Regions from separate parts of the Homo sapiens genome. Here all the other regions are linked to region 3. A link is an interaction called in ENCODE POLR2A ChIA-PET data of the cell type or tissue named here. Cell type or tissue: CD4-positive, alpha-beta T cell. All regions are shown on one strand.

Region 1 (8,000 bases), 73 kb after region 3:
GCGTGATCTTGGCTCACTGCAAACTCCGACTCCTGGGTTCAAGTGAGTCTCCTGCCTCAGCCTCCCAAGTAGCTGGGATTACAGGCATGCACCACTAGGCCTGGCTGATTTTTGCATTTTTAGTAGAGATGGGGTTTCACCATGTTGACCAGGTTAGCTCGAACTTCTGACCTCGTGATTCGACTGCCTCATCCTCCCAAAGTGCTGGGATTACAGATGTGAGCCACCACGCCTGGCCTTTACTTTTTTATGTTTGAAATTTTCCATAACAAAACATCTTTAAGTATTGGAAATACTGACAAACGGTGAGCCAACTTTTCCCAAATACAAAATTATAACAAAATTACCCTGCACTGTCACCACCGTTTCATAAGAAAAAAGTCTTTATAACATCAAAGATACAAGAAGGGCTTGTGAACCCAAAATATCTGAGACAGGTCTCAACCAATTTAGAAGGTTTATTTTGCCAGCCGGGCACGGTGGCTAACACCTGTAATCCCAGCACTTTGAGAGGCTGAGGAGGGTGGATCTTGAGGTCAGGAGTTTGAGACCAGCCTGCCCAACATAGTGAAACCCTGTCTCTACTAAAAATACAAAAAATTAGCTGGGCATGATGGCGGGCGCCTGTAATCCCAGCTACTTGGGAGACTGAGGCAGGAGAATTGCTTGAACCTGTGAGGTGGAGGTTGCAGTGAGGCGGGATCGTGCCACTGCACTCTAGCCCGGGCGACAGTGCAAGACTCCGTCTCAAAAAACAAAAAAAAAGAGAAAGTTTATTTTGCCAAGGTTAAGGACACACCCATGACACAGCCTCGGGAGGTAGATAAGAGACAAAGAGTTGCACTCTTTTCTTTTGAGTTTCTGATTAGCCTTTCACCTAATACGCAATTTACATTTGAGAGGAGGGCAGAGGAGTAGTCACTTTTGCTTTAGTCTGGTTTAGTGAAATCAGAGGTCAGGGGAAGCAATCCGATATGCATTAGTCTCACGTGAGCCTCGGAGGGATGATTTTGAGTTCTGTCTGTCCTTTGTCCACAAGGAATTTCCTTGTGGGCAAATTGTGAGGGAGGCATGTAGCTTTTTTTTTAATAAATCTTTGTAGCTATCTTATTTAGGGATAAAATTGGAAGCAGGTTTGCCTGACATAGTTCCCAGCTTGACTTTTCCCTTGGCTTAGTGATTTTGGGATTCCAAGATTTATTTTCCTTTCACAGGCTTAATCTCTGAATAAAGGACCCTCTTAAAATGGGATGTAGTTAGTTTTCTGGAAAAGTCACAGCCGACGCTCCCAGGGACTGTTTCTGGTTCACGGGCCCTAGGTTCAAACAACCCTTCCCAAACCTTGTTTGTTTCAAAGGTTGAGATCAAAGCTAGTGGGTAGCCAGTGAGGCTGTGCTTGTTCACTCTGTGACTCGGACAAGCTGGCACCTGTCTTCTCTGGGCTGCTTTCTCTCAAAGACTAAGAGTGTTTAGTGCAGAAAGGCCCTCAGAGATCTGGGTTAACCTCTTATTTATTTATTTTTATTTTTTGTTTTGTTTTGTTGTTTTTGAGATGGAGTCTCACTCTGTCGCCCAGGCTGGAGTGCAATGGCACGATCTTGGCTCACTGCAACCTCTGCCTCCCGGGTTCAAGCGATTCTCCTGCCTCAGCCTCCCAAGTAGCTGGGATTACAGGCGTATGTCACCAAACCCAGCTAATTTTTGTGTTTTGAGTAGAGACAGGGTTTCGCCATGTTGGCCAGGCTGGTCTCGAACTCCTGACCTCAGATGATCTGCCCACCTCGGCCTCCCAAAGTGTTGGGATTACAGGCGTGAGCTACCATGCCCAGCCGGTTAACTTCTTATTTTTACAGATGAGAGAACTGAGACAAAGAGAGGAAGAGTGACTTGCTGGAGGTAACAGGGTGCCACTTAAATGGCACAGCCTAGGGTAGAACCCAGGGCTGCTGGTGCCTCGTCCAGGGTTTGCTCCACTCAACGTTTTACCTGCTATGAACTGACCCATGTTGTTTTCGTCATTCTAGTCAGTACCTAGAAAGACAGCTGTGTGGACTAGCTGCTGGACCACCAGGCTTTAAGTCTTGACATTGCTATTTACTGGCTGTGCAACCTTGAGCAAGTTTACTTAACTTCTCTGGGCCTCCATTTCCTCATCTGTAAAATGGGTAGGTGCTGTAATCATGACAGTTATCTTCCGTGAAAATTCAGTGAATGCATGTGCCGCAGTGCCTGCCATGTAGAAAGGACTCAGTGCAGCATAGCTGCATTTTCACCTCCTATATGGATGGTAAGTTCCACAGATTTATTACGGAAAGCAGGCTGGCCTTTAACTTAGGGTCATGGAATGTCAGAGCTGGAAGGGGCCTCTTGAGTTAACTAGAGAGGCGTCCTTTTACAGGAGAAAATGAGTCCCTGGGGGCCTGCGTGACCTGCTGAAGGTCCCAGGGGCTTTTGGTGACAGAACAGGAATCAAACTCCAAAGGGGTCCTCTGTCCTGGGGCTCTGGGCTTGTTGAACAAGTCAGCTGCCCCATCCTCCAATTTATAGAGCCATTAGCCCAAGGGAGTGTCAGTGTTGGTCAAGTAAAGACACGTGGAAGTGCACGGAGCTCTACAGTTTACTAACAGCATTTGCAAAGTTGGAGCCTTACTCCAGCCTAGAAGGTGGTGAGTGCTGGAATGAATATTCCATTTCACAGAAAGAAACCAAGGCCCCCAGGGATGAGTTGGTAACCAAAGCCATGGGTAGAGGCACAGAAATTCCTTGACTACTCTGGAAAATGAGGGAGTTCACCTTCAAGAGAAGAAAGTTAGGTCAGTATAAAATGGCTGACAGCCTCTTCTGCCTTCAGAAAAGTACTTCAACTGCAAAGTCAACTACTAACTTCCAAGGAGGTCAGGAAGGAAAGCAGTTGCTATGGCAACATCTTTGGCAGCTATTTTCATCCTTCTCTGGTTCAGAACAGCTTCCAGCAGGTTCCTGTGGGAGGGATGGGGGAGAAAGGGAAAGGCTAGCTCCAGCCCAGCAACTGTCCTCAGCCAATCTCCCACCAGATTTCGGTGGCAAGAGGAAGGTGGCAGCCAATGAAGAGGCTCGGAGCTTGCATCATCCTCCTGACCAGGGTGGAATAACCAGGAGGCAGGCGCACGTGACCGTTTCCATGGTGACCTCCCTTAGCAACCCTGACTGGTCCTGTTTATGAACGCTGGAAAATTCCAACCAGCCTCTGTCCTGATTTTTTTACCTACTCTGCCTCCGCCTGCTCCAATGCAGGGGTGAAGTCACTGCCAACGTTTAACCCTTTCCCCACGTGGGCCTGGCTCCAGTCAGATCGAGGGTCTGGGAGGGCTGCAGGGATCTCTCAGTCGCCAATGGTTGCAGACAATCCAGTAAGCCACAGCTGTTACTTGCTGCACTGAACCCTGCCTGCGCTGAGTACCGAAAGCAGGAGGGAAGGTAGCCACATCTCTTGAGCCCGGCGCTGTCCTAAGCTCCTGACATCCCCACAGGCCTGAGAAAGGGGCACCACAAACAGGAACCAGGCTGAGACTGAGCCTGTGGACCCTGGTAGCAAGGGCGCCCTCTCTCTAAGAAGCCCTCTGTCATGCTACCGATGTTGCAGAACACCTGGGGCGGAGTAGGGAGTGCCAAAGCGCAGGGGATGAGTGCACAGCAGGGAGACTTCTATGGTCTGCAGGTGAGCTGAAGGCAGGCCCCTGAGGAGGTGGACATTTAGGCTGAATGGAGGACAGGGAGGTAGCAGGACCTGCTGTCTCCAGGACCCCTAAGTTTCTAGGCCAGAGCTGACGGCTGGTGGGTGCAGTCAGCCAGGCTCCAGGGAAGGCTGCTCCAGGCAGGGCTGAGTCTTCACGGTTCAGCTTTTAGAACTGGCCAGGTTGGAATTCTGGCTGGGGGCAGACAGGGAGGGCAAACCACAAACACTTCTGCCTGATCTGGCTGGGGAATCCACAGAGACCACCAGCTGGGACTGGGGTGAGCCTCTCAGAGCCCCTAGCACCAGCCCAAGGCTGCATGGGCTGACTGTGTGGGCGGATGCTGCCTAAGTCATGTGCAGAGCCGTCCTGAGCTGAGGCAGAACTATAAGACATGAACTCTGTTTTCAAGACAGGTGACAATGACAAACAGCAATAAAAGCCACACACCATAGCTCAGGATAACAAGGGCTGAGATGCGTTTGGACAATGAGAAGAAAATAAAAATTAAAAAAAACAGCTGATTCACCAAATGAAGGGCACAGTCCCAGGCGTGCTGGTGACGTCACTGGGCAGGGAAGGCTGCAGGAATCTGCAGCATGGACTGACTGTTCAGGTTCAAGGGGTCTTGACCTGGCTCCTGAAGTTGGGGGGCTCCCACTGCCAGGAGAGTGGCCACGACTGTGGGGAGCAGTGGAGGGAGGTCAGTGCAAGTAGGGAAAGTAGGGATCTTGCTGCCACAAACAGTGGGGGTGGGGGTGGGGGGGGCAGGAACAGAGGAGGCTGGACTGCATGAGGTTTATGGCCTTGGCTCAGGGTGGGGCAGTAGGTGATAAAGAGCCCAGAGAGAGGAAAAGTGACCCTTTGTGACCTGGGCCCTGGTCTCTGTTGACATCTTGGGCCTCAGCTGCAGTCTTTGCTTGAGCAGAAGAGTCATGGAAATTTCCACCCAGATTCCTTTCCCAGCACTCAGTCCCCAGCTCCACATTCTTCTAGGCCCTGCTGGGCTGAGTTCCGCTTGTGGGGGCTGCAGGCTTGAAGAGGCCGAGGACAGCCTCCAGGTCACGGGGACAGCCACAGAAGGCCGGTGGAGTGGACGCATCAGAATTTCAGGCATGTGGGGCATTGAGCTGCCATGAAATACCAGAGCCATCCCCCGTGCCTGACAGGTCCCAGACGCCCCAGGGTCCCTGCTCCTGGGAGGGCAAAGAGGAGGAGTAACAGCCTCCTCCGTCACAGCAGTACTCGAGTCACATCAGCTCATCACCAATGTGCCTCCCCCAGAGTAAGGGCAGCAGGGGCGGAAGAAGCCCAGGGGCACCTAAATATTGTGGGTTCAGCACTTCTGCTCTCCAGAAATGATCCAGGTCCACTGTTTTCTCAGGGGGAGTATTTTATATGTCTATCTCTAGAAGCTTCCAAGGGGAAAAAGTGACTTCAAGGGGAAAGAGGAGCTGGGAAGACCTTGGCAGCTCCTTCCCCTTGCCCGGCCTTCCTTTCCCTACTCTGGGCTCCAGGCTCCACCCCACCTCCTGTTAGGCCTTCCTGAACAGCAGCAGCAGCTGGGAATGCAAAATGACATCCCTATGTTGTCCCTGCCCTTTGTCCAGGGTGAGAGGGACCCTTCCTCGGTGGAGTTGACACAGACCTGCCTCTCTCTCATGTCTGTACTGGGAGTGAGCCTGAGGCCTCCCTGCCAACCGGACTGGAAACTCTGGAATCCCCTTTGTCCCCTTTGATCCTCAGAGGAGCGAGGGAGCCCTGTTAACAAACACATAGTCATCCGAGAAAATGTAGGCTGCCTTGGGACAGAGACTACTGATGGGGTGGTGATAAGTGGCGACTTTGGATACAGTGGCCAGAGGGGTCCTGTGCAAGGAGTGCCCTGTGGTCAGGGTGACGAGGAGTCTGCCTTCTGAAGAGCTGTAGAGGAGCATTCCCAGAAGACGAGCCAAAGACAGCAAAGACCAGGAATCTGGAAGGGCCGGGGCACTAAGAGACAGGAGGGAGGGGGCCCTCATTGCAGGCACAGGCAGCTTCAGGCCACTCTTTCACAGCTTTTCCTTTCTCTTGTCCCATGGCCACCCCCCCACTCCCAATCCAGGCCCCATGACCTCTGGCCTGGGCTATGGCACTGGGCCTCAGTGCCCTCCCCTCTGCTGCCTCTCCCAGCTCTGCCATCCTGCCCAGAGCAGCCAGACAATGCCTCCGGAAGCCAGGGCCTCTCCCAGCTCAGAAGCCATCCTTCTGCCCTAAGAGCCATGTCCATGGCCCTCTCCAGGTGTCCACGCCAGCCCAGACCTCACTGCAGTCTTCTCTTGCTTTCCTGCCAACAGCCACACCCAGCACCCACCTGGCCAGTCATTTCCTCCTCCCCGCACAAGCATTACCAATTTGGGGTGTGCAGGTGCAGGGCCTCTGTTTACCTATTCTGTCTGGGATATTCCCCACCCCCTGCCCCTCATAAAAGTCTATTAAATCCTACACATCCTTTTTGTTGTTGTTGTTGAGATGGAGGCTCACTGTCGCCCAGGCTGGAGGGCAGTGGCGCAATCTCGGCTCATGGCAACCTCCGCCTCCCGGGTTCAAGCGATTCTCCTGCCTGCCTCAGCCTCCCGAGTAGCTGGGATTACAGGCGCCTACCACCATGCCCGGCTAATTTTTGTATTTTAGTAGAGACGAGGTTTCACCATGTTGGTCAGGCTGGTCTCGAATTCCTGACCTCAAATGACCTGCCCACCTCGGCCTCCCAAAGTGCTGGGGTTACAGGCGTGAGCCACCACGCCCAGCCTGGCTTCTGGAATTTTCTAGCCAGAACACAGTCTCTCCTGGGCCCTGTTCCTGTTGTATCACTTCCTGTACTAATCTGTTCCCCTCATGGCTAGACCGAATGCAGCCTGACCCCTTGGATAAGCTTCCAGGAGAAAGCCCACAGGATGGGCAGCCAGGGCGTGAGTGTCCCTACAGCTAACTCAGGGAGATGTCCGGGCCCCAGAGGCCATCTGCCTGCATCTCTAAAAAGTGCTGTGGGAATGTAACTTTTCTGAGTCTTAGATTCTTCAATTGTAGCATGAGGGGCTACTTAGAATTATGGATTTTCAGGATTGGAAGAAAAATCTCAAGTTTTCTTGACCAGCTTCTTCGCAATGCAGGGATACTGCGGAACCCTAGGAAGGTCACCCAGCTTCCAGAGGATACCTGTGGGAATGGGAACTTGCTACCTAGAGGTTTATTCCACTCAAACACTGGGTGGCTCTGATCCACTATTACCAGTTCAGGAGAAGGCCCTGTCATTCTGCGGGCTTCTGTTTTAATCCGGCATTGTTGAGAAACACACCCCGACAAAGTGCCTGAAACCTTGTGGCCGCTACCCCCTTGTCCCAGGAGATGTGTGTCTGTGGGATGTGGGCCACACTTGCATGAGGAAGAATGAATATACGTGTGTGTGTGTGTGTGTGTGTGTGAGCATGCTCATGGAGGATGTTTAATCAGCTTCATGCTGGGTGTGCCAGGCCAATACAAACATCTGCCAGGGACCTGAAGCATGACTGAAAAGATCAGGGACACAAGAACGCGGCTGCGACTCCCTGAGAGCTTCATTGTTCCTTCAGGCCACTTGGGAAGGTTCACTCAGCAGGCGTCTCCCGCGGTGACTCATCATGGGGCAAGGACAGCAAGGGCTGAGCCGGGCTCACTACCCTGCACTGGGCAGGGGGCGGGTAGGAGGTAGAGGGGTGAATGCTCCATCAGAGCTGCATGGAAACCACAGGTGGCCTCTGGGTTTTCTCCCCTGTCTCTGTGGATGGCAGTTGGTTCAGAAGTTCTGAACAGACCTCCAGAGCAAAGCAGTTCCCAGTTTCCCACGCAGTACAGCTAGCTCAGTCCCATTCCACTCCATCCTGATGGGCATTCGAATTTACGTCAAGTCTAAATCCGTTCTGTTCCTGTGGAATGATCTGTTCCTGTGGAATGATCTGTTCCTGTGGGAGCTTTTCAGTATTCTGGTTGTGTGTGTGTGTGTGTGTGTGTGTGTTATAAATTCCAAAAAAGATACTATTCCAATGTATTCATTGAGTCATTACTCAGTAGACACACATGGAGCTTCTACTGTGTGCCAGGCTCTAGTGATCTGGCAAATGACAGCTCTTTGCCTCAGTTTCCTCATCCGTCTAAGGGGAAAGCAACACCACCTCCCCCACAGGGCTGTTGTGAGGCACAGCACTCAATACACGTTACAGAAAATAAAGATGCACATGGAGTGGATAGACGGTTCTACAGACGCAGCCC
Region 2 (8,000 bases), 52 kb after region 3:
CCCGGATTCAAGTGATTCTCCTGCCTCAGCCTCCCTAGTAGTTGGGATTACAGCTGCCCGCCACCACACCCAGCTAATTTTTTCTATTTTTAGTAGAGACAGGGTCTCTCCATGTTGTTCAGGCTGGTCTCAAACTCCCAACCTCAGGTGATCTGCCCGCCTCGGGCAACAGAGCGAGACTCTGTCTCAAAAAAAAAAAGTTTAGGCATGGTGGTGGCACACGTGTAGTCCCAGCTACTTGGAAGGCTGAGATGGGAGGATCACTTGAGCCTGGGAGGTGGAGGCTGCAGCAAGCTATGATTGTGACACTGCACTGCAGCCTGGACGACAGAGTGAGACCCTGTATCAAAAAAAGGAAAAGAGAAAGAACTTCTGTTCTTCAAAAAAAACATTTTTAAGAGAATGAAGACGGCCAGGCGTGGTGGCTCACGCCTGTAATCCAGCACTCTGGGAGGCCAAGGTGGGTGGATCATGAGGTCAGGAGTTCAAGACCAGCCTGGCCAAGATGGTGAAACCCCGTTTCTCCTAAAAATACAAAAATTAGCCAGGCGCTGTGGCAGGCACCTGTAATCCCAGCTACTCACGAGGCTGAAACAGGAGAATCGCTTGAACCCAGGCAGCAGAGGTTGCGGTGAGCCGAGATCATGCCACTGCACTCCAGCCTGGGTGATAGAGTGAGACTCTGTCTCAAAAAAAAAAAAAAAGAATGAAGACAAGCCACAGACTGAAGAAAATATTTGCAAATCAAATATCTGATCAAGAACTTGTGTCTATAATATATAAAGAACTCTCAAAGCTCTTTGTGAACTCACCATGGCTATATCTTGAGAATTTGTCACTTTGGACTGGGCACGGTGGCTCACGCCTATAATCCCAGCACTTTGGGAGGCTGAGGAGGGCAGATCACGAGGTCAGGAGTTCAAGACCAGCCTGACCAACATGGTGAAACCCCATCTCTACTAAAAAATATTTAAAAATTAGCCAGGTGTCATGGCGTGCGCCTGTAATCCCAGCTATTCAGGAGGCTGAGGCAGAAGAATCGCTTGAACCCAGGAGGCGGACGTTGCAGTGAGCCAAGATCGTGCCACTGCACTCCAGCCTGGGCGACAGATCGAGATTCCCTCTCAAAAAAAAAAAAAGAATTTATCACTTTGAGTGGAGCTACTAGCTTCTGGCAGTAGCTAGAATCAGAGCTCAGGAACTATGCCCTTCCTGAAGTTATGGAATCACTGATCCTAAAAGGTTTTTTTTCTCTCTCTTTTTTTTTTTTTTTGAGACGGAGTTTTGCTCTTGTTGCCCAGGCTGGAGTGCAATGGCGCGATCTCGGATCACCGCCACCTCCGCCTCCCGGGTTCAAGCGATTCTCCTGCCTCAGCCTCCCGAGTTGTCGGGATTACAGGCATGCGCCACCACGCCCGGCTAACTTTGTATTTTTAGTAGAGACAGGGTCTCTCCATGTTGTTCAGGCTGGTCTCAAACTCCCGACCTCAGATGATCTGCCCGCCTCGGCCTCCCAGAGCACTGGGATTACAGGCATGGGCCACCACGCCCGGTGATCCTAAAAGTTTAAATAGGACTTGTCCTTCAGGGTCACAAGTGCTGTGCTCTGATCTCTGCCAGCAGAGGTGATGGGCTTAGCTTATATCCCAGCTGTTCCTTCAAACCCTGGAGGATGTGTTGCCATCCCCATCAAAGACTCCTTTCTGTTCCAAGTGCTTTTTCATTTAGCTGGAGCGGTGGTAGCCAGGCCAGCAGTGGACTCTATACCAATACCTTCACTCCGGCCAAAGCCCGAGTCTAGGAGGAAATCTGGAGAAGGAACTGCTTCCAACCCTGACGCTCTGGGCCCTGTGAAATGACCTTGACCATCTCTCATAGGTAATAACTGCCTCTCACTGCAAGTCAACCCTGTACAACCAGCCAGATATTTGTGGACAACACTTCACAGCTCAAAACAAGGTGAACCTAACTCCTCAGCAAACCACAGATGCTCCTGAAAGTCTCCAAGGCCAGAAGAAAACCCCTAAACATATACCACACTGTGGCAACTGTAGCCTAGAAGGTAACGAATGAAGAACACAGCAAATATCTGAGAGTTGCTGCCTGAAGACACAGGACAATGACCTCAGAAGGATGGGGATGGGCTGGAAAACCTCTGGTCTCTACCCTCCTTACAGCTGTGATTTGCTTCTCCCTAGGAAGGTCCTGCTTCCATGCTTCTCCCCATACCCCACTCACTTGAGTGTCTCACACGGGATGGTAACTAGATGTAACACTTGCCAAGGGGTCATTATCACCTACTAAATACAAATAGATGTCTAGCTTGTCTGTCCACAGAGAGGTGAATGATGAGAGAATTCAATCTCCTGGAATCAAAAGAACTTTTTGGTGTGTATTCTACAAATTAAAAACTCAATGACCAGCCGGGCATGGTGACTCACGCCTGTAATCCTAGCACTTTGGGAGGCTGAGGCAGGCAGATTGCCTGAGCTCAAGAGTTCGAAGGCCGGGTGCGGTGGCTCACGCCTGTAATCCCAGCACTGTGGGAGGCCTAGACGGGTGGATCACCTGAGATCAGGAGTTTGAGACCAGCCTGATCAACACGGAGAAACCCTGTCTCTAGTAAAAATACAAAAATTAGCCAGGCGTGGTGATGCATGCCTGTAATCCCAGCTACTCTGGAGGCTGAGGCAGGAGAATCGCTTGAACCTGGGAGGTGGAGGTTGCTGTGAGCCGAGATCGTGCCACTGCACTCCAGCCTGGGCAACAAGAGCGAGACTCCATCTCAAAAAAAAAAAAAAAAGTTCGAGACCACCCTGGGCAATATGGTGAAACCCCGTATCCACTAAAATACAAAAAATTAGCCAGGTGTGGTGGCGCATGCCTGTAATCCCAGCTACTCGGGAGGCTGAAGCAGGAGAATTGCTTGAACCCAGGAGGCGGAGGTTGCAGTGAGCTGAGATCGTGCCACTGCACTGCAGCCTGGGCAACAGAGTGAGACTCTGTCTCAAAAAAAAAAAAAAAAAAAAAACCTGGATGACTAAATGAGATATCACTGCACACCTATTTGAACAAATAAAATTAAAACAATGACAATACCAAATACTGGCAAGCAGGCAAAGAAACTAAATCTCTCATACTTTGTTGGTGGAAACATAAAATAGTTCCGCCACTCTGGAAAACAGTTCAGCAGTTTCTTAAAAACCTAGACATATAATAATAATTATTATTATTATTTTGAGACGGAGTCTCGCTTTGTTGCCTAGGCTTGAGTGCAATGGCGCCACCTTGGCTCACTGCAGCCTCTGACTCCTGGGTTCAAACAATTCTCCTGCCTCAGCCTCCTGAGTAGCTGGGATTACAGGTAATTACAGATAATTTTTTTGGTATTTTTAGTAGAGACAGGGTTCCACCATGTTGTCCAGGCTGGTCTCAAACTCCTGACCTCAGGTGATCCACCCTCCTCGCCCTCCCAAAGTGCTGGAATTACAGGCGTGAGCCATCATGCCCGGCCAACATATAATTATTATACAACCCAGCCACTGCACTCTTGGGCATTTATTCTAGAGAAACAAAAACTTATCCCCACTCAAAAGCATGTACGTGAATGTTCTTAGCAGTTTATTTTATAATGGTCAATATCTGGAAACAATCCAAATGTCCTTCCATGAGTTAATGGTTAAAATAACTGTGGTGCACCCATACCATGGAATACTGTTCAGCAATAAAATGGAATGAAATGACCTGAATGGATCTCAGGAGAATTATGCTGCATGAAAAACACCCATCTCAGGCCGGGTGTGGTGCTTGCAGTGAGCTGAGATAACGCCACTGCACTCCAGCCTGGGCAACAGAGAGAGACTCCATCTCAAAAAAAAAAAAAGAAAGAAAGAAAGAAAAACACTCATCTCAAAAGGTGACCTGCTCTGTGATTCCATTTGTATACCTCATGAAATGATAAAAGTGTAGAAATAGAGAACAGATGAGTAGTTGTCAGGGGTTAAGGAGGAGATAGTATGATAGGATTATGGTGGTGATTACACAGATCTACGTGAGATAATTACATAATATTACACCCAGCCGACTACATTTTTTAAAAATCTTTTTTAGAGGCCGGGCACAGTGGCTCACACTTGTAATCCCAGCACTCTGGAAGGCCAAGGCAGGCGGATCACCTGAGGTCAGAAGTTCATGACCAGCCTGGCCATGGTGAACAAGTACACATGCACTTGTAAAATTTAAATCTAAATAAGATTCCTCGGCCAGACACGGTGGCTCACGCCTGTAATCCCAGCACTTTGGGAGGCCGAGGAGGGCAGATCCCTTGAGGTCAGGAGTTCAAGACCAGCCTGGCCAACATGGTGAAACCCTGTCTCCACTAAAAATACAAAAATTAGCCGGACATGGTGGCAGGCACCTGTAATCTCAGCTACTTGGGAGGCTGAGGCAGGAGAATCGCTTGAACCCGAGAGGCAGAGGTTGCAGTGAGCCGAAATTGTGCCATTGCACTCCAGCCTGGGCAACAGAGCGAGACTCCGTTGTAAAAAAAAAAAAAAAAAAAAAAAATCTAAAGATTTCTGGGATGTACCAATACAAATTTCCTGGTTTTGAAAATATACTATAGTTATGTAAGATGTTCCCATTGGAGGAAACTGGGTAAAGGTTACCAGCCTCTCTATTATTTTTGGAACTTCCAGTGAATATGATAATTTCATTCCACGTTCACATTGAATGACAGCTCAAGCTCAGCTGACCTGAACCGGTTTCTCCTGCAGTGCCTGTCCACCTGCAGGCAGGGCCTCCTGATCACACCCACCTGTGGTCCACAGCGCCCTCTGCAGCTCTCCCACCACTGGAAGCCTCCTGGTCCCTAGAGGGAGGCCAGCTTGAGGAAGCCCTGATTTCATAGACTCATCTTGCAGCCTCATCTCCTCCCCATGCCTTTATGAGCTGACAGTTTGAGGGGTTTTTTGTTTGGTTGGTTTTTGGTTTGGTTTTGTCTTGTTTTGTTTTGTTTTGAGATGGGGTCTCACCCAGGCTGCAGTGCAGTGGTGCTATCACAGCTCACTGTAGCCTTTACCTCCCAGGCTCAAGCAATCCCTCCTGCCTCAGCCTCCTGAGTAGCTGGGACTACAGACATGTGCCAGGATGTCTGACTAAAAAAAAAATTTTTTTTTTCCAGACAGAGTTTCACTCTTGTTGCCCAGGCTGGAGCACAATGGCGTGATCTTGGCTCACTGCAACCTCTGCCTCCTGGGTTCAAGCGATTCTCCTGCCTCAGCCTCCGGAGACGCTGGAATTACAGGCACCTGCCACCATGCCCAGCTAATTTTTGTTATTTTTAGTAGAGATGGGGTTTTGCCATGTTGGCCAGGCTGGTCTTGAACTCCTGACCTCAGGTAATCCAACCTCCTCGGCCTCCCAAAGTGCTAGGATTACAGGCATGAGCCACCGCACCCGGCTGACTAAATTTTTTAAAAATATTTTTTAGAGGCCGGGCGTGGTGGCTCACGCCTGTAATCCCAGCACTTTCGGAGGCCGAGGTGGGTGGATCATGAGATCAGGAGATCGAGACCATTCTGGCCAACATGGTGAAACCCCATCTCTACTAAAAATATAAAAATTAGCTGGACGTGGTGGCACGTGCCTGTAATCCCAGCTACTTGGGAGGCTGAGGCAGAAGAATTGCTTGAACCAGAGAGTCTGAGGTTGCAGTGAGCCGAGATCACACCACTGCACTCCAGCCTGGCGACAGAGTGAGACTCTGTCTCAAAAAAATATATATATATTTTTTAGAGGCCGGGCGCAGTGGCTCACACCTGTAATCCCAGCACTCTGGAAGGCCGAGGTGGGCAAATCACCTGAGGTCAGAAGTTCATGACCAGCCTGGCCATGGTGAAACCCTGTCTCTACTAAAAACACAAAAAATTAGCCAGGTGTGGTGGTGCAGTGGTGCGCGCCTGTAATCCCAGCTACTCGGGAGGCTGAGGCAGGAGAATCGCTTGAACCCGGGAGGCGGAGGTTGCAGCGAGCCGAGATTGCACCATTGCGCTCCAGCCTGAGCAACAAGAGTGAAACTCCGTCTCAAAAATATGTGTATATATATATATATATATATTTCTTAGAGATGGGGTCTCCCTATGTTGCCTAGGCTGGTCTCTTAACTCCTGGACTCAAACGATCGATCCTCCCACCTCTGCTTCCCAAAGTGCTGAGATTAAAGGTGTGAGCCACTGTGCCTGGCAAATAAGCTGACATTTTGCTTGACACCTCCTGAGCCAAGGACACAGACACCCGAGAGATGTCCACAGGCTGCAGAGGTCCAGCTCCTGTGACCAGGCAGCAGCCTCAGTGGAAGAGCACATGTTCCTGGGCCCTACCACAGGCTGATGTGGAGAGTCCCTCTGATTGAAAATGCCCAACTCAGGCCACTCCTGCCCGGGGGTGACTGTCTCGCAATAAGATACAGGGCCAGAAGGATCCAGGAACACAGGAAGAGTTCGGCAGGGCTCAACAGGAGAACAGAAAAGAACTAAAAGCAGAGACACCATGCAAACATGAGGCACACACGCAACAGGAGACAGAGCAAACTGCAGGAAAAAAGAAGGGCCCTGTTAGCCACACACCGGCCTGTGGGCTACAAGCCCTCCAGTTACAGAGCATGGGAAATAAGGCCAGGTCATGCCTGTCCTCACCTTTGAGTTAGGGCCGAGCTGGGCAGAGAATCTGATTGCCCTTCCCTCCCTCTTCAGTTCCTGCAGATCACTTGGTTCTTTTGTGTTTTTTGCTTTTTGTTTTTTTTTTTTTTAAGACGGAGTCTCACTCTGTTGCCCAGGCTGGACTGCACTGGCTCGATCTCAGCTCACTGCAATCTCTGCCTCCTGAGTTCAAGCGATTCTCCTGCCTCAGCCTCCCGAGAAGTTGGGATTACAAGTGTGTGCCACCATACTTGGCTAATTTTTGTATTTTTAGTAGAGACAGGGTTTCACCATGTTGGCCAGGCTGGTCTCAAATTCCTGACCCCAAGTGATCCACCCACCTCAGCCTCCCAAAGTGCTGGATTACAGGCATGAGCCACCGTACCTGGCTGGCTTTGGGTTCTTGAAGGGAAAAGAAAAAGCCCCATGGCAGACCGGACCTGACTGACGGGCAGGAAATCTTAATTCCAGACCTGCTTTCACCTCCTCACTGCCGGACCTGGAGCCAGGGCTGGCTGTCTCAGGGCCTCTGCCTACCATTGCCAGGAACTCTCTGTTGCCAGTCTGTATTTGGAGAGGCTGAAGGGATGAAGGTCCTACCTCACTCTGGAGCCCTCCCCACAGGGCCCCAGCTTGCACCTCGTGCACCAGCTCCTTAGGGGGCAGTGTGCACCCCTGGAAGGACTCCCAAGGTCTGGGACTTGCGACTCAGGACAGACCATTCCCTGCAGATCATTCATCTGCCAATTTAAGAAATGGGAGAGAGACGGAGGCCCGTCTGCCTCCCCTGCCAGCTCCTGCTGATTGCTGGTGGCTGCCTCCTGAGTTCTGGGGTCCCTCTCTTGACAGTGGTAAGAGTGCCAGGAACGGAGCGCGTTTGCTGCACACCATTTGCCATTGGTGCATCGAGCACACTCCCAGCTCCAGGATTATGGGAAGACCTTTTTGGGGTACAGACTTCCCCTCCCTGCAACAAAGAGGAGCTCTTCCATGGCCCCCACCCTGAGGGGCACAGGAGGTCCACGGCCTGGAAACTTCCTATTTCCTGGGGCTGGCCCAGGGCTTCTAGTCTGGCCTTCCATAAGGCATGGGCCAGGATGCTGGCCCTGGGGGCCTCTCAGCTCAGCCCCACGTGCCCCTCTGTGGACTCTCAGTCTCACGTTTGTCAGGGTTCTGCCATTTAGAAATGATCAGCCCACCTCTAGACCAAGTGCCTGCCTGGAATGTCCTGTCCAACTTATCCACCAGCTCATCCTTCCGGGCCTAATTAAGGCCCCACTCCATCTCTGAAGCCACCCCATG
Region 3 (8,000 bases):
CTTTGGTGATGTCACTGCTGGGAGGTGGCTATCCTGTGGACCACCTGGCCTCCAGACCCACACTCACAGTCTGTGAAAAACTGAAAATCCCCTGGTGGGCACTCCCTGGAGCCCAAGCAGCTCCCCTAGGGGACTGACCGGACCTGACCTCCCCTCCCTGTGTCTGGGTCTTCAGGTTTTAGTTTGGTCTTTGTTCATCTGAGTTGTGCTGGGGCAACGCCAGGAAGTGCCCTGGGTACCTCTGCTGTGCGCTCCTTCCCAGGTGGCGCCATGGATTCCTCTGGGGGCTGGCGCATGCCCAGGAAAGCCTGGGCCACACGGGACACTCTCTTCTTTATCGAGGACACTTGGAAAGGTGACTGATATGGGTGCTTGGCTTCTCTGGTCCCAGCTTGCCCTCCGGGGAGCAGGGGCTCTGTCTTGTCCCAGATGAGCTGAGAGCCCCTGAGAGGAGGGCTTTCCCAGCCCTGGGACCCTCCGAGGTGGGTGTGCGGGTCTCACAGGTGCTTCCTGGGACTTCCTGTGGCTGCACAGGGCTTGGCTTTGTCTTCGTTCCCGGTGGAAAACCGTGGGAGAGGAAGCTTGGGCCTCTACTCCAAGTATCAGAGCCTGTTCACCCTCCTCCCTTTGGTAGCTTGTGAATGTGCCAGGTGTTTCGAGGTAGGCTTGCCTTCTGGCAGCATGGACTTTGTTAAAATAATAGGCGGAAAGAAGAGGCCTGGGAAGGGCCCCCAGTCTTTTGGAATGTCCTGGTCACAGGGTCATGTCAGCTGCCAGTTCTCGTCTCCCGTCCTGGAGTTGCTCGGTCTTGCGGAGCTGCCCGCCTGCCTGTTCTGGCGGCTCCAGCGCAGGCTGTCCCTGCTGCTTTGATTCCAGGTGATTTTATTTTTTTTATTTTTTTATTTTTTTTGAGACGGAGTCTTGCTCTGTTGCCCAGGCAGGAGTGCAGTGGCGCATCTCGGCTCACTGCAACCTCTGTCTCAAGCGATTCTCCTGCCTCAGCCTCCTGAGTAGCTGGGATTACAGGTGCATGCCACCAGGCCCCGCTGATTTTTGTATTTTTAGTAGAGATAGGGTTTCACCATGTTGGTCAGGCTGGTCGTGAACTCCTGACCTCATGATCTGCCCGCCTCAACCTCCCAAAGTGCTGGGATTATAGGCGTGAGCCACCGCCCCCAGCTGATTCCAGGCGAATTCTTCTCTGATGGGCGGGCGAGGGTGTGTTCGTGTGATGGGTTGGAGTGTGTGTGTCTGAGTACACAGATGATGTGTTTTCCCTTCAGCTTCTTACGTTTTCTGAGCATCCATTGTGCCTTAACATTTTCTGCTTGTCCTTTGGGACAAAGCAGTATTTTACTCATTCTTTGAATGTTCTCATTCTTTTGTATCATGTGACTTATTAAAATCAGTTTCTAACAAACTCTGGGGCAGCTCATGATATGAAATAATGAGGGTGTGTCCGTGACAGTCCAAGAGTTGATTACAGGCTGCATGTTTGGTTTTCATGAAACGTACGTCAAGGTGTGCAGCCCTCAGGCCAGCCAGGTTGATGCCCACGGAGCACCCGAGTGAAGCTGTCTCATCTTGGCGGCTTGTACTCCCAGCCCCACGTTGCCCAGGAGGGGCTCTGGGGTTCCTGTGGGGACCAAGGTGGGTAACTGCAGATGCTCATGCCCTTCCTGAGGGCACCTCATGCTCCAGGCCTGGCAGGAGGCCGTTTGTTTCCCACAGATCCTGCTGTCAACACCTACCTGGGAGGGAAGGGACAGTAGCAGACCCCTGGAGGACTCTGAGCCCTGCAGCAGCCACCCAGGACCTGGGCCTGCAGGATGAGCGCCACTGGGGGATTGGGGTTCACAATGTTTCCAGAGATGGGAGGAGTAAGCCACCTGTCCCTGTGGCAGCGTAGTCCTGGGAACAGGGCCGTCTCCTTGGGTGTCCATGACAGTGAGTGGCACCTTGTCCTCTGTGTGATCATCTTTGCCTGGCAAGGCAGCACAATGCCATGACCATGGGCACCTGTGACCTTTCGTGGGAATAACAGTGCCCAGGCCAGGCACAGTGGCTTGCTACTGTAATCCCAGCACTTTGGGAGGCCAAGGCGGGAGGGTCACTTGAGCCTAGCCTGGGCAACATGGCGAAACCCCATTGCTACAAAAACAAAAAAAATTAGCCAGGCATGGTGGCACAAGCCTGTCGTGCCCAGCTGCTTGGGAAGCTGAGACTAGAGGATCGCCTGGGCCCAGGAGGTCGAGGATACAGCGAGCTGTGTTCACACCACTGTGCACTCCAGCCTGGGCAACAGAGCAAGACCCTGTCTCGAAAAAAAAAAAAAAATTCCGAAAAAACAACTCACTTCGGCCAGGTGCAGTGGCTCACGCCTGTAAACCCAGCACTTTGGGAGGCCAAGGCGGGCGGATAACCTGAGGTCGGGAGTTTGAGACCAGCCTGACCAACGTGGAGAAGCCCTGTCTCTACTAAAAATACAATATTAGCTAGGCATGGTGGCGCATGCGTGTAATCCCAGCTACTGGGGAGGCTGAGGCAGGAGAATCGCTTGAACCCGGGAGGCGGAGGTTGCAGTGAGCCGAGATCGTGCCATTGCACTCCAGCCTGGGTGACAGAGCAAAACTCTGTCTCAAAAAAAAAAAAAAAGTAAACTGATTGTCTCACAGTTCTGGGGGCTACAAGTCCAAAATCCAGGTTTCAGCTCAGCAGGGCCGTGCTCCCTCTGCAACCCATAGGAGAGGCCTTCCTTGCCTGCTCCTAGCTTCTGGTGCCTTGCTGGCCGTTCAGGCATTCATTGGCTTGCGGCTGCACAGCCAGTCTCTGCCTATGTGGTCATCTGGCATCTTCCTTAGTGTCTGTGTCTTCACATGGCTGTGTTCTTACAAAGACACCAGTCAGATTAGACTAGGGGCCCACCCTACTCCACCATGAGCTCATCTTAACTAATAACACCTGCAATGATCCTGTTCCCACATCATGTCACATTCTGATGCACTGAGGGTTAGGACTTCGACATATCCTTTTGGGGGAACACGATTTAACCCTTACCACTACCCTACAGATGATTGTCTTGGACTTCTTTGGGGTTCTTTAATGCCGGAACAGCTGTTATTTTCAAATCCTAGCTACGCTTGGGTTGCACGGGGCAGCAGGAGTGACTTTGCCACCTGCCAGCCTGGCACGCACAGCCTGGCTCAGCCAGCACCTGGATCCAGAGGCCTGAAGACCTGAAGAGGCTCTGCCCAGACTGCCCCTGAGGACAGTGCAGTGGGACGAGGTCTTCACAGTCCCCAGTCCCCAGACTCTCCCTAACTCTTCAGAATGCAGGAAGCAGAGGTGACCAGAACAGTCAACACATGCGATCCTACTGTCCCTTCTGAGGCTGGGGTTTCCAGGTCATTCTCCACTTACAGCAGCAGCTGGGGCATTCCTGCGGGCTTCCCAACCCGGGGCTAGCTGGACACAGGAGGCTCCAGCCACAACCAGAGCCCAGCAAGAGGCTTGCGCAGACCCACAGCTGAGGCTTCATGTGGCCAGCCCCCAGCCAAGTGGCAGTGCATGGAGAGACACACGGGAGGCCAGAGGTGCTGCTGGGACTCAGAAAAGCCACAGCGACCAAGGCGACCCAGGACGCTGTCATGCTCAGTCTGAAAAAACAGTGGTGCAAGGGGCACAGATAAAGCTGGGAAGGAGAGGGCTGGGGTGGATGTGCCAGGGGCCTCTGACACTTGTCAGGGAGCAGGAGTTCCAACTGCTCCCCGCACACAGGGTTGCAGGATTAGCAACAGAGTTACCCATGGAGACATCAGCTCAGAGTCCAGGCAGCTTTTCAGATGACACCGGGGATAAGAACATAAAGACCAGGAAAATGGGTCACTTTGCACACACATGATGCCCCAACAGATGTGCAGGCCACCACCCAACACAAAGACAGACAATAGACTGGGAGGGGGAGCAGTGATCAAACAAGGCTTCCTGGAGGAGGGGGCCTGACAGGCTCAGTAGGATACAGGTAAATGCAGCAAAGAGAGAGGGCATGGGATGGAGCAGGGACAGTCAACCAAAGCCTGTGACTTTGAGCCTAAGGGACACTGACAGTGCTGACCCAAAGGAGGTGCAGGCCTCGGGACAGATTCTCATCGCTCATTCTTCTCCTTTGTGCAGAGGACTTTTAGAGCTACCTGGCATTTTTCTCCCTGTCCAAATCCACCCCACATTTCAAAGAAAGTAGGCAGACTACCCAACTTCACCCAGAATGGGGGTGCAGGGCTGGGCCTGGGTCTGAGGACTTCAGTTTTAAGCAGCAAGTCCAGTGCCGTGTGGTGGCCCGGCTCCTCTCGCCCCCACTGGGCGGACAGCGTGGGTGGGGCGGAGCCTACTCCCATCTGCAGGTTGCTGGTTCGGCTGCGGCCAGCAGGGGGCAGCTGAGCTCACCCTTTCCTCCTGCCGGGCTGCAGGGACAGTGACAGTGAGCAGCACTGCCCGCCCAGGCAACCTGGAACCAGGGTCGTGCCCCACGACAGAATCTCGGGGGCCTTGGGTCTGGCGCTGCGGGCTCACCCGCTCTCAGAGTGGGAGTCCTGGCTCCTGACTGCCCTGACCTTCTTCCTGCCACTGGGCCCATGATGGGGGTCCCCAACTTTCAAGAACACAGGGTAAGGGGTTTGTTTCCCTGGTGGTGGGCGGGGGCATTCCTCAGCTTCGTGATGGGTCCTGAGTTTTCCAAAGGTCAGGATCCATGTCCTGGAAACGGATTCTGCTGTAGATGTGTGCTTTTCTGTGAAATGACAGCTTAGTAAAAATACTTAAACTGGGGCTATTTGGAGACATCTAAGAGGTGGAGTGAGCACAACCTGGCACTAGTCGCCTCCCTCCTGAGGCAGTTGACTGTCCGGCCTCTGCCCCTGGGCCCTTCCTCCTTCCCAGCTGCCCTGAGCCCTCTTCCAGCACCTCCTGTCCCCACCTCACACACTAAGTCTTCCTGCTATTTTTAACTATTTGACATAATTTGCAAAAGAGAGAATAATAGTCCCAGCTCTTCCCAAGGACTTCTTTGTCCGGTGCCCATCTGACCTTGGCACTTTGTTGTGGGGGTGGCAGTGACCCTGACAAGTTCTCCCAGCCAGCGAGAGCACAGGCCTCCCATACAGTATCGTCAAGGTCAGCAGCCTCCCGGGCAGGGGGGTTCTACTCCCCGCAGAAGCCCTGGCACCATGGCCAACTTGCTCACAGAGGGCACTCAGTCAGACCAAGGTGGGTTGGGGCAGAAAAGGCTCCTTCAGAGATTCAAGGACAGTCACAACTGGTGCTGTGATGGGGCCACCGGGACAAGCACAGTGCAGGCCATTCCCATCAGCAGGGACCCAAGAGGAAGTGGTAGGCTCTGGCAGTGGGGGCGGCTGGCGGTCCTGAAGACAGAGGGCTTTGCAAACCTAGGGGTGGAGGTAGTGGGATGTCAGCACCTGGGCTCCCTGCTCAGAGGAGCTGGCGCCAGGATTCCCAGTGGGTGGGCTTGGGGAGGAGGCTGGAAAGGTTAGCACAGGCGAAAGTGTGGGGCCTAGGAAAGCTGGGCTCGCTTATTTGGCCAAGGAGGGTGGGGAGGGTTGGAGGAGGTCTAGGGGCCGCTGGAGGTGCAGGGCAGCCCGGGGAGGCAGGGCTATGGGGCCCAGCCACGCATTCCACAGGCCTTCTCTCTGCGGGAACAGGAGTGAGGACACAGGCGCTCAGCGTGGCAGGGTGGGAACAGGAAGGTCTCGTGAGCTCTGTGACAGGATGGGGCTACAGGAGACAGAGGTAGCAGTGAGCTGGTGAAGAGGCAGGAGGAGGCAAGGAGGACAGGGTGTTCTAGGGTGCCAGCTCAGGCAAGGCTCCAAGGAGTGGGTGAGTGCTCAGGAGGACGGGGGACCAAGGCCTGGGGTAAGGGGCAGGTGCCCAGGCACTCTAGCATGGCACGGAACAGGGGACAGTCCCAGGACATCCGGATGCAGGGGGCTGACACCGCAAAGTTCTTTCCTGTAAAGCACAGCCCGAGGCCTGGGGCTTGGCCCTGGGCAGAGGAAGCCCCCCTTAGATCTGCCTTGGCAGTAGTGAGGAAAGGGCGTGCACAGACCCCACGCAGCCCGAGGTGACGGGTCAAATGCAAGAGTGAGAAGCCCCCTCCTGAGGGTCCTCCCCTGCCTCGCCTTCCTGGTGGGCGGCCTGCTTTCCAGCACATGTGGTGGACCAGCCCACATTAGGTCAAAGTGTTAAAAATAGCCGGAGGGCTCAGTATGTTTGGGGGTGGGGGGGGAATGGGAGGTGCTGAGGGAGGGCCCAGGACAGTTGGGAAGGAGGAAGGGCCCGTGGGGCTGGGGTTGGGACAGTCGGCTCCTGTAGGTGCAGCAGCCCTGGGGCATGCTCACCTCACCTCACCTCAGCTTTGTAAACCAGGGCCATGGGAGACCCCCTCCCTCTGATGCCCTCTCCCTCAAATGCCTTTGCCAACGTGTGGCTGAGAGTGCACCCCAGTTCCCCTTGGCCACCCCAGGCAGTCCCAGTCCACTGAGAGCAGCCGCTGTCCTTCTTCCCTCTCCTGCCTCCTGACCTGGGACCCCACAGAGCTGGGCCTGTCATCACATTTATGGGGCTGCAGCTGACCTGGGAACTCCCTTCCTCAGTCAGTCCACAAATATTTACCCAGAGCCTCAGGGTGCTCAGTGACCTTTACAAAACAAAGTGCAGAGTCACGTGCCAGGGCACAGCAATCCCGGGCAAAACAGACCGAAACCCCTCCCTCGAGGAGATCAAGTTGGGGCGGCGCTTTAGAGTTGTGGTCAGGAGGCTGGCTGAGTGGTGACCTTAGGGCAGAGGCCTGAAGGAGCAGTGGAAGTGGACTAGGCAGCAACTAGGTGAAGAGTGTTCCAGGAAACACTACACTGTCAGAATCAAGAGATGTTAGGGCCGAGAGGAGCCTCAAAATGGGGGAAGCAAGGCTGGGAGGGGTGGCCTACCCTGGTCACATGAGAGGTGGGGGCAGAGCAGGCCGGAGCCTCACAGGAAGAGGCCGGTTAGAGTTGGGGGTGGGGCCCAGCTTGTGTTTCCTGCACTGGCTGCGAGGCGTGAAAGGCGGGCTCCCGGCCAGCACACAGTGACAGTGCAGTTTCCAGACCCAGGCCCTGAGCTGAGGGGCCTCAGGGCTCAGAAAGGGCCTAGGCCTCAGATCTCTGGTGAGCGGGGAGCCCAAAATGGCCCTGGAGGCCACAGCTCCAGAACTAGACCCGTGGAGAATGGAGGGCTGGGGCCCTGCACATTCTCAAGCAGTAGTAGCAACACTGTCATTGTCCTGCCCTTGGTATAAGCCTGAAGAACCACCCTTTCTTACCCGGCTTCTGCTCCCCTTTTCCAGGGGCTCCTGTGGGAAATCCCGGGTACTTCCTGGGACTGGTCTGTCTATATGTTTGGAAACCACAGAGCTGACCTGGCTTCAGAACAAGATGTGGGGCTCCAGGCACCCGGGAGACCAGTGACCCTGATTGGCAATAGCCGCAAGAAAGGGCTTGGAGACAGGGGCCAGGCGCGGTGGCTACCCCTGTAATCGCAGCACTTTGGGAGGTCAAGGCAGGTGGATCACTTGAGGTCAGGAGTTGGAGACCAGCCTGGCCAATGTGGTAAAACCCTGTCTCTACTAAAAATACAAAAAAAAAAAAAAAAAATTAGCCAATGTGGTGGTGTAAGCCTATAGTCCCAGCTACTCGGGAGGCTGAGGCAGGAAAATCACTTGAACCCAGGAGGGAGGGTGCAGTGAGCAGAGATCACACCACTGCACTCCAGCCTGGGCAACAGAGTGAGACTCCATCAAAAAAAAAAAGAAAAGAAAGAAAGGGCTTGGAGACAGGGCCCTAACCCTGGAATCCAGATGTTGCCAAAGCAGCCCCCTCCTGTTCCTCTGTCTGCCTGGGAAGAAGCAGGAGTTGGCCACCCACACAGGCAGGGCGGGCCCTTCACCACCCAGC

Evidence for each region. Peaks named below come from ENCODE experiments on the same cell type or tissue, not always from the same donor. Only the 100,000 strongest peaks of a DNase experiment are listed, where the experiment ranks them.
Region 1: POLR2A ChIA-PET joins it to region 3 with 12 read pairs; 35 of 35 experiments call an interaction of 5 or more read pairs at or near these places.
Region 2: POLR2A ChIA-PET joins it to region 3 with 18 read pairs; 34 of 35 experiments call an interaction of 5 or more read pairs at or near these places.

The regions. Positions count from the first base shown.
Region 1 is chr11:65,484,642-65,492,641 of GRCh38, forward strand. It overlaps LINC02736 (long intergenic non-protein coding RNA 2736), which reads right to left and starts at 3,445. Exons shown (of 3, transcript NR_187301.1): 1 at 3,249-3,445; 2 at 2,885-2,979; 3 at 2,267-2,793. RefSeq lists enhancers at 2,592-6,282, 2,593-3,264, 2,917-3,211, 3,265-3,936, 4,610-5,281 and 1 more and a silencer at 7,021-7,522. In CD4-positive, alpha-beta T cell, no CTCF peak of the experiment used is centred here; DNase peaks (open chromatin) are centred at 3,140 and 7,370.
Region 2 is chr11:65,464,207-65,472,206 of GRCh38, forward strand. It overlaps the pseudogene FAUP4. Among named protein-coding and RNA genes, the nearest start is that of ENEMAL, 9.3 kb to the right of the region's middle. RefSeq lists enhancers at 7,088-7,633, 7,954-8,000, a silencer at 7,334-7,413 and a cis regulatory region at 7,743-8,000. In CD4-positive, alpha-beta T cell, a CTCF peak has its summit at 4,801 (motif pointing left); DNase peaks (open chromatin) are centred at 4,825 and 7,375; H3K4me3 peaks cover 676 bases; H3K27ac peaks cover 506 bases.
Region 3 is chr11:65,412,106-65,420,105 of GRCh38, forward strand. It overlaps FRMD8 (FERM domain containing 8), which reads left to right. Exons shown (of 11, transcript NM_031904.5): 11 at 1-1,420. Among named protein-coding and RNA genes, the nearest start is that of NEAT1, 6.7 kb to the right of the region's middle. RefSeq lists enhancers at 5,279-5,328, 5,895-6,480, 6,481-7,066, 6,559-6,608, 6,709-7,078 and 2 more, a cis regulatory region at 6,017-7,391 and a silencer at 6,229-6,278. In CD4-positive, alpha-beta T cell, a CTCF peak has its summit at 4,391 (motif pointing right); DNase peaks (open chromatin) are centred at 4,426, 5,856, 6,776, 7,056 and 1 weaker place; H3K4me3 peaks cover 3,994 bases; H3K27ac peaks cover 3,546 bases.